2 separate regions of the Homo sapiens genome follow, and region 1 is linked to region 2. Evidence: chromatin loops called from intact Hi-C (ENCODE). Cell type or tissue: endothelial cell of umbilical vein. All regions are shown on one strand. Links, peaks and the distances in the headings refer to the core of each region. The heading gives the core; the rest is flanking DNA. Region 1 holds the start of LOC124901047 (a long non-coding RNA gene). Region 2 has its middle 98 kb from the start of YTHDC2.

Region 1 (5,381 bases), core at 68-5,067, 190 kb after region 2:
TTGCCAGCTCATCCTAGGGGAAGCCCTGCTACTGCAGGATATCCAGTAGCCTGAGCTGACTCATCCATTTCTGAAGCTGCCCATGGTTCCTTTCCAGAGCCACCTGGTGTGCAAAATCCACCTATGCACCATGGCATCCAGGCTGAGAGAAGGGCACTTCTCTATCACCGCACATGTGAGTAGAATTTGGTAGCATTCGTACAGAGCCGGTGAAAAACTCAGGACTATTGCAAAAAATTTGAGGGTATTAAAATATGCATCTGACAGTCCCCCCTGACTTTTCACTCCATCTCCCCCTCATGTACCCTAATAATTGTGAGACAGAAAACAGTCTCTGAAGTCATGGAACTAGAAATCTGACTGGGGGTTAGGAGAGATAAGGCGTATACCCATGAAAAGGGAAATAGCTTAACAAGCATTAAATAACAGTACTCTCTTTATTTAACAAGAAGAGCTTATAGTCTAGAAGGGAAGACAGGAAGAAAACAGGAGTTAAAGTAGAAAGGTTAAGTCTTTGGTAACAATTATGTAGGTATTTAGGTGATGACAATATCAGGGAAGTGACGTGACAGTACAGAATATGAGCTCAATAGGAAAGAGATCTATCATTACCTGTACTTCAGGAGAGAGCGCGACTGCTGTGGCTGTACTAGGCAGGGAAGGCTTGAGATAGGCCTTGCAGGATAAACACAGCTTATGTAGACCAAGGGGAGGATATCCCTCTGCTCACTGCTGATTCTCCAGCCTGACGTGTGAGGCAGAGCAGGCGCCAGCAGATGGAGGTAAGATGGTTTTCAGAGGAAGCCTGGAATGGAACTGAGGGAGCTGTTGGTAGAGCTGCACGCTAGGTCAGGAGGCCTGGTTTCAGTCTTGGACCTGATATTAACTACTCTGATGGTTTGTGTTAAGTCTCCTCACTTCTTTGGGTCTCTCTTTCTCATTTTAAAAATGAGCAGGTTGGGCTAAGTGATCCACAAATCCCTTTTCCGGGTCATATCTATGATTTTATTATTTCCTCACCTGGAGCATACAGATAATTCAATGAAGATTTAAAAGGCTTGTCAAAATTTGGAAAATATTATTTCTTTTCACTTCAGAGCAAGCAATGTGGGAGAATATAAAATAGCCTCTGAATTTTATTGTATTAGGTATTTCTTTGCACTAGGAAATTTGTATTTTAATGAATTGGAAATGTTTCACTGGCATTTCTTCCTACTCATTATGTATTTCAGAAGGGACATTTCTCCCCGACATATCACTTGGTCTTTTGTGGTTGTTTTTGTGTTCTAAGGAGCCAGTCATTAATTATGCTTCTCCACAGACTTGGAGAAATACCTCCAAGGATCTGCCACTTGGGTGGAATTTTCTCAATCTGGTCTACACCATGACAGAAACACTGTTCTTTAGACTTCTCAACTCAAGGACTTTCTTTCAGTTTTGAAAAGGTTATGTGTCATATGCCAGAGACTACTAAGGGCTGGAGATTGTCTTGGCTACTCATATGAAAATATATTGTAGTTGCAGTGGTGGAACTGAAATTATAGTTTTTGAATAAGAATAAATGCAGGAAGGAATTCTATCCTTTTATCAGAGCATTTTCCTTCAGGAGTATAAAAGACTATATCTACACAGAATCAAATAAAGTGAAGATTTGTCCATTATACAACTATTCTGATCTTTGTAGATAACCAGAATGCTGGAAGCCAAAATGTTGAAAATCTTTCATATGGTTTTATTACTGGAATATCCAGATGGGTTGCTTGCATTGATTAGATTCCATAGGAAATGAATAAAACTCTACTTCCTGTTTTGTATGATAATTATAAAGTGAGTGACGTGACTTCCTTCTCCAGTTCAGATGAACGTAGGATAACATTTTCTTTAAGTGTTAGTAAAAAGGCCATTTTTCCTTCTACCCAGGCTGTCTTTCACTTTCTCTTTTCCTGCAGTTCTGCAGGCTTGAGAATGGTGGTGCTACTGTCCCATTCTTGTTTTCCTGTTGAAAAAAGATTTAGGGCTTTCACTTCTCTGGATCATTAATAGCATTTACAGCAAGGTAAAGGAAGAAGAAAGCACCATTCAATACCATGAATCACGGAACAAGCTGATGACTTACGAAGGTCAGGGAAGGACCTGCCAGCATCTTTTCAATTCATGTGTGCAGGCATTCCACAGATTACTAAGTGCACTGTCACTTTTACAGGGAAGTGTCAGATATTAGCCTCAGCTAAGGAGGCAGAAGCTCATTGTAGCAGATTGATCTTTGGAGACAAATCTGTGCTTATCTAATTCATTTCAGAAAGCTCTCCAATATTCCAAAAAGCACAAATCAGGTCAAGGAAAATGTGAATTGACTCTGAAGGAAAAGCACAAAGAGAGTAGAGCTTTACAAGTGAAAGGAGTGGTGAGGTTTCTGTATCCCCAAAACATAGGAGTAAAGGAGCTTATGGGTGTTTTGTAGGCATAAGTGTAGAAGCATTACAGAGAGAGACTAAGAGCCCGTACCTATGCCTGCACAGGCCAAATGTGCCTCGGGTGGCCCTAAGCAGAAAACAAAGTTACCATTTCTCCCTTTTAAGGGCTTGCCATTGCATCATCAGTTGGGCCTGGCTCTCTTTCCTCCTCCTTTCTGAGGCTTGAGGGAGAGGAAAGTCCTTCCTGCCTGGGGCGCCCAGAGCTGTCACTTTGGCTCTGGTTCAGTGAAACCTGGCCATTGACAGGACAGATGGCTATGGCAGCAGCCCATCCCATCAGCCCTAGAAGCCCTGTTTCTATTCAGATCATGTTCTCAAGTGATCTTTAGCGGATCCATGCTTAAGCATAGAAACAGAAAGCTTTGGCCAGCTTCTAGTTCCCATTAGCTTGTCTCTGAGACACCATGCTTAGTTGTGTGTGTATCTGAATTGAGGCAGTCAGTGATGTACTAGGGCTGAAATAGTAATAATAATAACAATTCTGACAGCTTTGAAGGTAGACCCTCCTGCTCATTTTAAATCACAGGCGCTGTTCTCTGCTTAGCTCTATGGAGCAATAAAAAGAAAAAAATACAAAAAGGCAGGCTGGGGAGAAGTGTGTTGCTCCTGTGTGGGGGCGGGATCATCTGAGGAGTGTTTCCAGGGAACTCTGGCAGGAGGGTTCTTGTTCATGAAGGATTTCCCCGGCACTGCGCTGTGGCAGGATAACAGATGGGCTTCTCTGTATTACAGAAGGGAAAATACCTTTTGTCTTCGCCAATGCCCTTCACTGCAGGCAAGCAAATAGGAGGGCCTTGTAAGCACCACTTCTGCTCCTCGATGCAGCCTCTGTCATGAGCCATCAGATTTTTCTCTGTAAGAATAGAAAGTCTTTTCACAGTATTCTCCTCCTGAAAGCTGTCAGCCATGAAGAGTGCCATGTCCTTGTTTAGAGACGCAGCTTCTGGAATGCTTGAGTGAAAAGCCAAAGGCATTTCATTTCTGAGGTTGTCAAAAATATTCACAGTCTTCCTGCTTGTGCCGAGGATGCTGACCTCATTCTCTCCAGATTTGTACCATATGTGGAGACTGGAGACTCCAGGACATAGGATTACAGTTTGGAAAGGTCTCCCTTGTTGGAATGGACTCAGCACACTTAGGATAAAGCTTAAGGAAAACTCAGCCACTCATGCAATTTTGTAAAGGAGTCTGTACCTTTGCTTGCAATTTTATAATTGTCTTGATTTCTTTTATTTGTAACCTTACACACCATTTGCCAGAAAAATTCAATAAAACGGAACAACGAGGAATTCTTACTATGACTTGGTGAGTTTAGTTTCCCAATTTTAGAGGGGAGAAACTGAGACGCAGAAAAGCTTAAGTTCTCTGAAGAGGCCAAACCAAGAGCAATTGATTAGTCTATTTCAGAAAATGCAGAAGCTGCTTTGTTTTCCAGCACATTATGAACTTATGGGGAGCATGGGCCTGCCTTTGCCTTCATTTCCAGTGTACCTCTAGCTTGGTGGCAGGGTGGTGCCTTTCTCCCCACTTGTTGATGGCTCTTGATCTGTTCTCCTGAGTAGACTAGGGAGGAATTCAAGCTGAACCTGGTTATTTATAGTGCAGAATTTAGGCTTAGAAGTGTATAATATATACACAACTTCTGTAGCTGCTCTCTTTCTCTATGAGTTGATTATCCTTTTATACCTACCAGCCTTTCCTCCTCTGGATCTTTCTCCCCTTCCTGTTCTTTTTCTTCCTCTCCCTCCTGCTCTTTCTTTTATTGTCTTATTGTGGGAACAGGGGACTATTTACAATTCACCTATGGGCTTATAAACCGACAAATGACCTACTGCTGTTGTTATTTCTGAGATAGATGTTTTGGGGAATCTGGCCAAAAGATGCTAGGCTGGATACTTAAACTACCTAATCATGAGTCTTCAAACGTATGTGGAAAGTATTTGGTCTTGAAACAGGTGATAAAACAGTTTCCCAGTGTAATCCTTTGTTACTCATGATTTTATGTGTTTGTGCTTTTGTCAACATTGGGCAAAACATCTAATTATCTGTACTCTCCTATCCTGAATGCCACTTGGTGGCAAGGGTGCTCTCATTTTTGAATCCTCTCTGGTGTCTGGTAGACATATTGGTATTTCAGCTAATTTAATTTAATTCTTATAAAACATGTGTATGTATCAGAGAGCTGAGGGAAATGACTCATGTACAATTGGGAAGGGCAAAACCTTTCATTTATGGATTTCTAGCTGCTAAACTGTTGATTTAATATATTAATCTTTCCAGATACTTATAAACCAGATATAGAACTGAATCCAGGGAATAATTCCAAGATTCTGTTATTTCCAAAAAGCTGCCAGGAATATTTGGAGAACTTTTAAAAACACTTGGAAATTCATTAGCTTATGAAAGAAAATGTCCAGAAAAAATGTTTTATAAGGTTTTCGTTTAAATTTTATTGATTTTCATAAAGCTTAGATAGAAAAATAAATGTGTTTACTGCACAGATTTTTGCTGGGGACTGTGATAACAAAAAAAATGTTAGTTTTTTAAGAGGAACAAAACTAAGAATTAGTTTTCGTGAAATGTTGTCATTTGTTTGGAGTCTTTTGATGAAGTGGTGGACTTCTTTCTTTTTCCTAACCTCTCTAGTAGTCAAGATATTGAAGACTTTGAAGAGAGGCACAAACAATGATTCATAGCTGTTGTGATTTTATTATTATAATTTTTGTTTACTTAGCAGGAGATTTCTTTCTAGGAAGAGTTGTGTTGGTTGAGTGAATATGCTGATAAACTACTCTGACAAGAGTGTAAGACATCAAAAGCATGCTGAAGGACTGGCAGCTTTTTGTCAAATTAATGTTGAGAAGACAGGAGGTTTGGGTAACTACAGGGATTTGCTTTTGCTGACTA
Region 2 (5,381 bases), core at 222-5,221:
AATTAAAAGCGGATAAATCCCTCTCAAAATGAAAGGCTCTGTTCTATTTTGCATTGTGTTATCTGACGGTTTAGAGTTTGGGGAGTATCAGAAATTGCTTCACATTAGAGAGACCTTTGGTGTGTACTAACGAGGTAGGAAATATACTTTAAGGGATGGCTACTAGTAGTTATGGAGGGATACTTGACTCTTTGCACATTTGGATCAGAGAAGCACGCTGTTGACCACCTGGAAGATATGGAAACATCCCTACCCCCACTAAGAGATGAGACTCCCATGGGGGATGGGCTGATTACAAAATAGGCTTATTGGCTTTGCTTTGCCTTGCAATAAAATGCATGGTAGAAGCACTGCACTATCTTCTTCTATAGTATTTCTCTCCTTTTGGGGATCCAGGATCCAGTATAAAATGGCACCCTTAATTTTGGGGATCTGTCTTTGCCTTCAGCTGTGCCTGCTTATTAGACCCTAGAAATGAGTGCTTTCCTAGCCCTGTTCCTCCAAGGGCTCTACCCTGAAGCCAGTAATTCAGTTAAGAAACTGGCAAATGAAAAATCTTACAAGTACTGAATCTTCTGTCTGTCTGTATAGCTAAATATGTGTTGTGTGTAATGTCTATAAAACAGCTCTAATTGATTGGCTCAAAGAAAAATACACATTTAAATCAAGTATTTTTTAAAGCAAATATAAAAGCTATAATGCCTTTCAGTGCAAGTGGCTTTAATGTTTAAGAAATAAAAATAATCTTAGGGATTATTGGTAAAATATAAATGTCATCAAAATGCAAATGGGTGGTCTACATCATATAAGTCTGATACTAGGTTTGATAAATGTTTCAAGACTGTAAGCTGCCTGCTTTACAATTTGGTAAGGCCTGGGGACGTACAAAATTAACCACACCCCTAACTATGCTGGAAAAAGTGACTTTATCTGTGTCTAGTACATAATCAAAACAACTTACCAGGTTTCACATTAAAGTTAAAAACTGCTAAAAGTTATCATTATAACATGTAACTTAAACCACTAAAAATAGATTTACGTATGAGGTGTGTAAAAGCAGTAAAATGTGTCTTTAGTAGAAGATTATAAGAAGGCATGGAAATGTAAATTTCACCTAGGAATAAAGGATTGTCTTAAATTAGATAAGATACATCTGAATGTTTAAGCAAGTTGTGGAAATATTGTAAAATTAATCTTGCAAAAAAATCCTGTGTGTAAACATTAACTAAATTCAAAAGGGTAATACAAAAGGGTATTATATGGTCTTTTCATAAATTGAGGATTGAAATAAAAATACAGCAAGTTTGTCTTAATAAACTAGTCTGCCTTTTAGCAGAAAGGTTATAAAAGGTTTGTAAAAATTTTACCTCATGGTCAAAATGGTTAAAATTAGATGGAATTGTCTATGAGGCTTTACCAAAAAATTTGGGTTAACGTTAATAAACTAATGCAAGGGTAAAATTTGGCTTTGAACAGGATTTTCATGTAATAGTAAAGGCTAATGAAAGGTTTTTGCCTTTTTAAAATTTTTGAGTCATCATTTTGGCAAAATAAATAAATTTATGGTAGTCTAGAATTCTATTTCATAACATCAATATTTTAAACCTGTAACATATTTACCAGGTTTTCCAAAATCAAACCTCAGTTTCAAAATTGTCTTTCGTGATACTTGGCTTTTCGGAGGCTCCAGAAGGGACCCTGGAGTGTCCAGAAAAGAGAGAAAAACAGGATTATTTAACAGGTTTAGGTATATGAGATTGCCAAAATGATGTTAAATCATCTTCAGGTTATATTTTAGTGGATAATGTTAATATATGTTCCAAAATTGTGTGAGATGTCAAAAAATTCTAATGATAAAATATGTTATATTTAATGGCAGTTATCTTTCTGGTCATCTTTAAGAATTTGGTATGTGTGTCAATCAAAAAGTTCATTGTAAATTAATTCTGAGCTAAGCAGTAAAGGGACTTATTGGAAGGATGTCAAGCCATTCACAGAATTAACGAGATTGAAGAACTAGATATTGAAATAGGCAGGGGTGTGGGAAGATGGAATTTTAGCCAAGGAAGGGTCAGGCCAGGACCTTATCCCTGGCTTTGCTGCCATTAGACACTATAGAGCTCTTCAAACACTTTTCATCCTTCCCTCTATCTTTGCACCACCCTTTCAAGAATCAAAGTCTGATTGGAGCAAATGACCAGATAAGCGGGTGCTTTTCTGGCCAAAGAAAATCAGGCAGGCCTCTTCTGCCATGTCAGGTAGAACCCTACTTCTCACCAACCCTGATACAATGCAGTAACCTCCACAATAGGAAAGGGGTTTCAATTATGGTTAGATTTTTTTTTTTAAAGACAATAGATGTGCTACAGCATTTACTGATCCCTGCTGATTATAGGATCCTTTTTCATTTGCCTAGTGATTGAAATAATGTATAAAGTGGAAGTTGTTAAACTGTGGCCCATGCATATGATTCAAGGGTCATATATTGTCTAAAATTGTGTGCAGAAATTTGAGGTATATGCATTTCGCATTTTTGGCGGTGGGAGGGTCCATAACTTCTCCAAGAGGTCTACAATCTACAAAAAATTGAGAAATACTCTCTGGAAAGTTCTATATAATTGCTTTCTCCTTTTGAAAGTTCACTCATTTGTCTGCATTAATTGTCACTAGTATTACTACCTTTTATCCGCTAGATGGTGATATTGTACGTGTTTTCATGCACCAATCATAAGCTTCATTGATATGAATTGAAATAGCTCAGTGGTTTAAACGAAACCTCTTCAAAACCATTTGAGGGAAGGAAGGAATTTTAGAAACTGCATATTCCTTCTCCTTGTCTTACACATGAGGAACTGCGTTCCCAAAAGTTTAAGAGAGAGCCTTGACTGGAAAAAAAACCCCTTTGAAAAAATGGAAAGGATGCCCTGAGGGGAAGGAGCACCTGGAGTCTGGGCTCTCCTCTTTCAACCCCAAATCACTTTAGGATGCACCTCTGGCTAGCTGAGAGACTGGGGGTGGTGCTGGTTGTGGACTTTAGATGCCTTTGGCTCTGAGACACATATATTTCAGTTAAAACTGACCATGACTGAAAATCTGATCCTTCTCTTGGGATCCTGATAATGCTAAAGAGAGCTTTACTTAGGGAAGAGTTTGCAAAGAAAGCCGCTTTTCTCTGACATAAGCCTCCCCTCTCCCCTTTCCTGGTTAGCTTTAGACATTTCTTAAGTGCAGTATGTTATTTTGAGGGCCAAAGGTAACCCTATATAGATGTACGTATTATGATAACAGGAATGAGTGACTGAGGCAAAAGTCTTGTTATCAATGGTGAATATCACAGTTACTGTTGGATAATCTGTGTGGGTCTGCAGCAGCCTCAGTTCTTGACTCCTCAGAAGAAAGAATTCAACTAAGGGGCATAAGGCAGAAGAAAAGACCAAGGCAAGTTTCAGAGCAGGAATGAAAAGAAAGTAAAGTACACTTGGAAGAGGGTCAAGTGGGAATGTTGGAGGTAAAGTGCCCTGTTTGACCTTGGACTTAGGGTTTTATATGCTGCCAGTGTCTTGCCTCCCTTTTACCTTGATTCTTCCCTTGGGGTGAGCTGCCCACATGTGTGGTGCTGCTAGCACTTGGGAGGTGAGTATGTGCAGTATGTTTACTGGAGTTGTAAGCATGCTCACCTGATGCAGTCTTCCGTTTTCCAGAGGAATGCCCCCAGAAAGTCATATACCAGTTAATTTGCACCATTTTGCCTCTTAATGCATATGTTTGAGCCCACTCACCCAATTCCTGAGATCTTATTGGGAAGCTGCTGATCTCCAGTTTCAGTTGTTTTTATCTAATGGGAAACTGCCTTTCTCTGGCAGAGGCTGTGACCAATTATCATTTTGGAGAGGCCATGTGACAAACTGCCTGACCATCACCTGATGGTTGCCTGGCATTCCTGGTGGTGGTTAGGGGAGCCCTCTCTTGCCCTGCTCGTGCCTCATGGCTGTGTCCCCACCCAGATTTCATCTTGAATTCCCACGTGTTGTGGGAGAGACCAGGTGGGAGGTAATTGAATCATGGGGGCAAATCTTTCCCATGCTGTTCCTGTGATAGTGAGTAAGTCTCACGAGATCTGATGGTTTTAAAAAGAGGTATTCTCCTGCACACGCTCCCTCATTTTTTGCCTGCTGCCATCCAGTTAAGATATGACTTGCTCCTCCTTGCCTTCTGCCATGATGTGAGGCTTCCCTAGCCACATGGAACTGTAAGTCCAATTAAACCTTTTTCTTTTGTAAATTGCTCAGTCTCAGGTATGTCTTTACCAGCACCATGAAAACGAACTAATACACCTGACTAGCTACCTACTGTAACAGTCTCAACTATCTAGATTTATTAAGCCAGCTTTAGGGTATTCTGCGAAAAAATAAGCCATAGACATATGTTCTTCTCTGATTGTTTTTCAGAGAGGTTTTCAGGAGTTCAGTATTTATACACTTCCTTAAAGCAGGGGAAGGCATTTGGAAGAGAGACAGGTAGGCAGTTAGATGAATTACATTCTTATGTAATTTGGAAGAGATTACGGCATTTGGAAGAGAGACAGGTAGGCAGTTACATTCTTATGAGACTTTAGTTAGTGGCCAGTGAATCTACATTTTACATGGGATAAAGGGAACCCCTGAAGAGAAAAAAAGGAGTAAAGGAGAATCAATAATGCAGACATTTCTGGGTAGATGGAGGAAGTGACTGACCTCATCTTGTCTTTGTTCTGTACCTGGTAAGATATGTATAACAGACTTTAGTCTTAGGAACTAGACTTAGACTGTAGACCCACAGTTACAATTGGCATGTCCTTGTTTATGGGAGGCCAGCAAATAATTTACTTATGAGTGATCTGTGGAGACAGCCCTCCCTAGATGCCTGAGGCCTTTCACTTCTCCACCTCTCCTTGAGGATCTGGCTGATGCATAATGCTAGTAGCAGCTATTCATTTGCAAGAGGATGTTGCACGACTCAGTCTTCAGGCTTAACCTTCCTTTTGCATAAGGAGTTTGGGGGTCCTGAGATTCTTTAAAATTTTCCTTTACAATAAGCAGTTTTGACAACACTTAAGAGATGTGCTGTAAATATTAGTGTTTGGAGTTCCCAGACATGAAGATAGAGAAAGCCTCAAGTCACATGGGCTGCGAGAGTGGAGCACGGTGGAAAAGTGGCTGGACAGATTCTCACAAGCAGTGGGTCTTCCTCAATGAGTTCTGTGGCATCCTTCATGTTCAGACCATTAAACCAAGGCACCAAATGGAGCTACCACATGTGCTCAGGACCCACGTTTCTGGAGGATAATCCTTCCAAATGAATCCTCCAAAAGTGTCTTTAAGCAGTATCCAAAGCTACTGCTA

Evidence for each region. A loop is a pair of places that touch in the nucleus more often than their neighbours do. Peaks named below come from ENCODE experiments on the same cell type or tissue, not always from the same donor. Only the 100,000 strongest peaks of a DNase experiment are listed, where the experiment ranks them.
Region 1: it touches region 2 in a loop (2.4-fold over the local background); 2 of 110 quality-filtered maps call a loop at or near these places.

Annotation. Positions count from the first base shown.
Region 1 is chr5:113,804,389-113,809,769 of GRCh38, forward strand. LOC124901047 (a long non-coding RNA gene) reads left to right here and starts at 1,695. Exons shown (of 2, transcript XR_007058906.1): 1 at 1,695-3,779. In endothelial cell of umbilical vein, for the core only: a CTCF peak has its summit at 1,977; a DNase peak (open chromatin) is centred at 1,973; H3K27ac peaks cover 895 bases.
Region 2 is chr5:113,609,481-113,614,861 of GRCh38, forward strand. No RefSeq gene overlaps it. Among named protein-coding and RNA genes, the nearest start is that of YTHDC2, 98 kb to the left of the region's middle. In endothelial cell of umbilical vein, for the core only: a CTCF peak has its summit at 2,708 (motif pointing right); no DNase peak of the experiment used is centred there.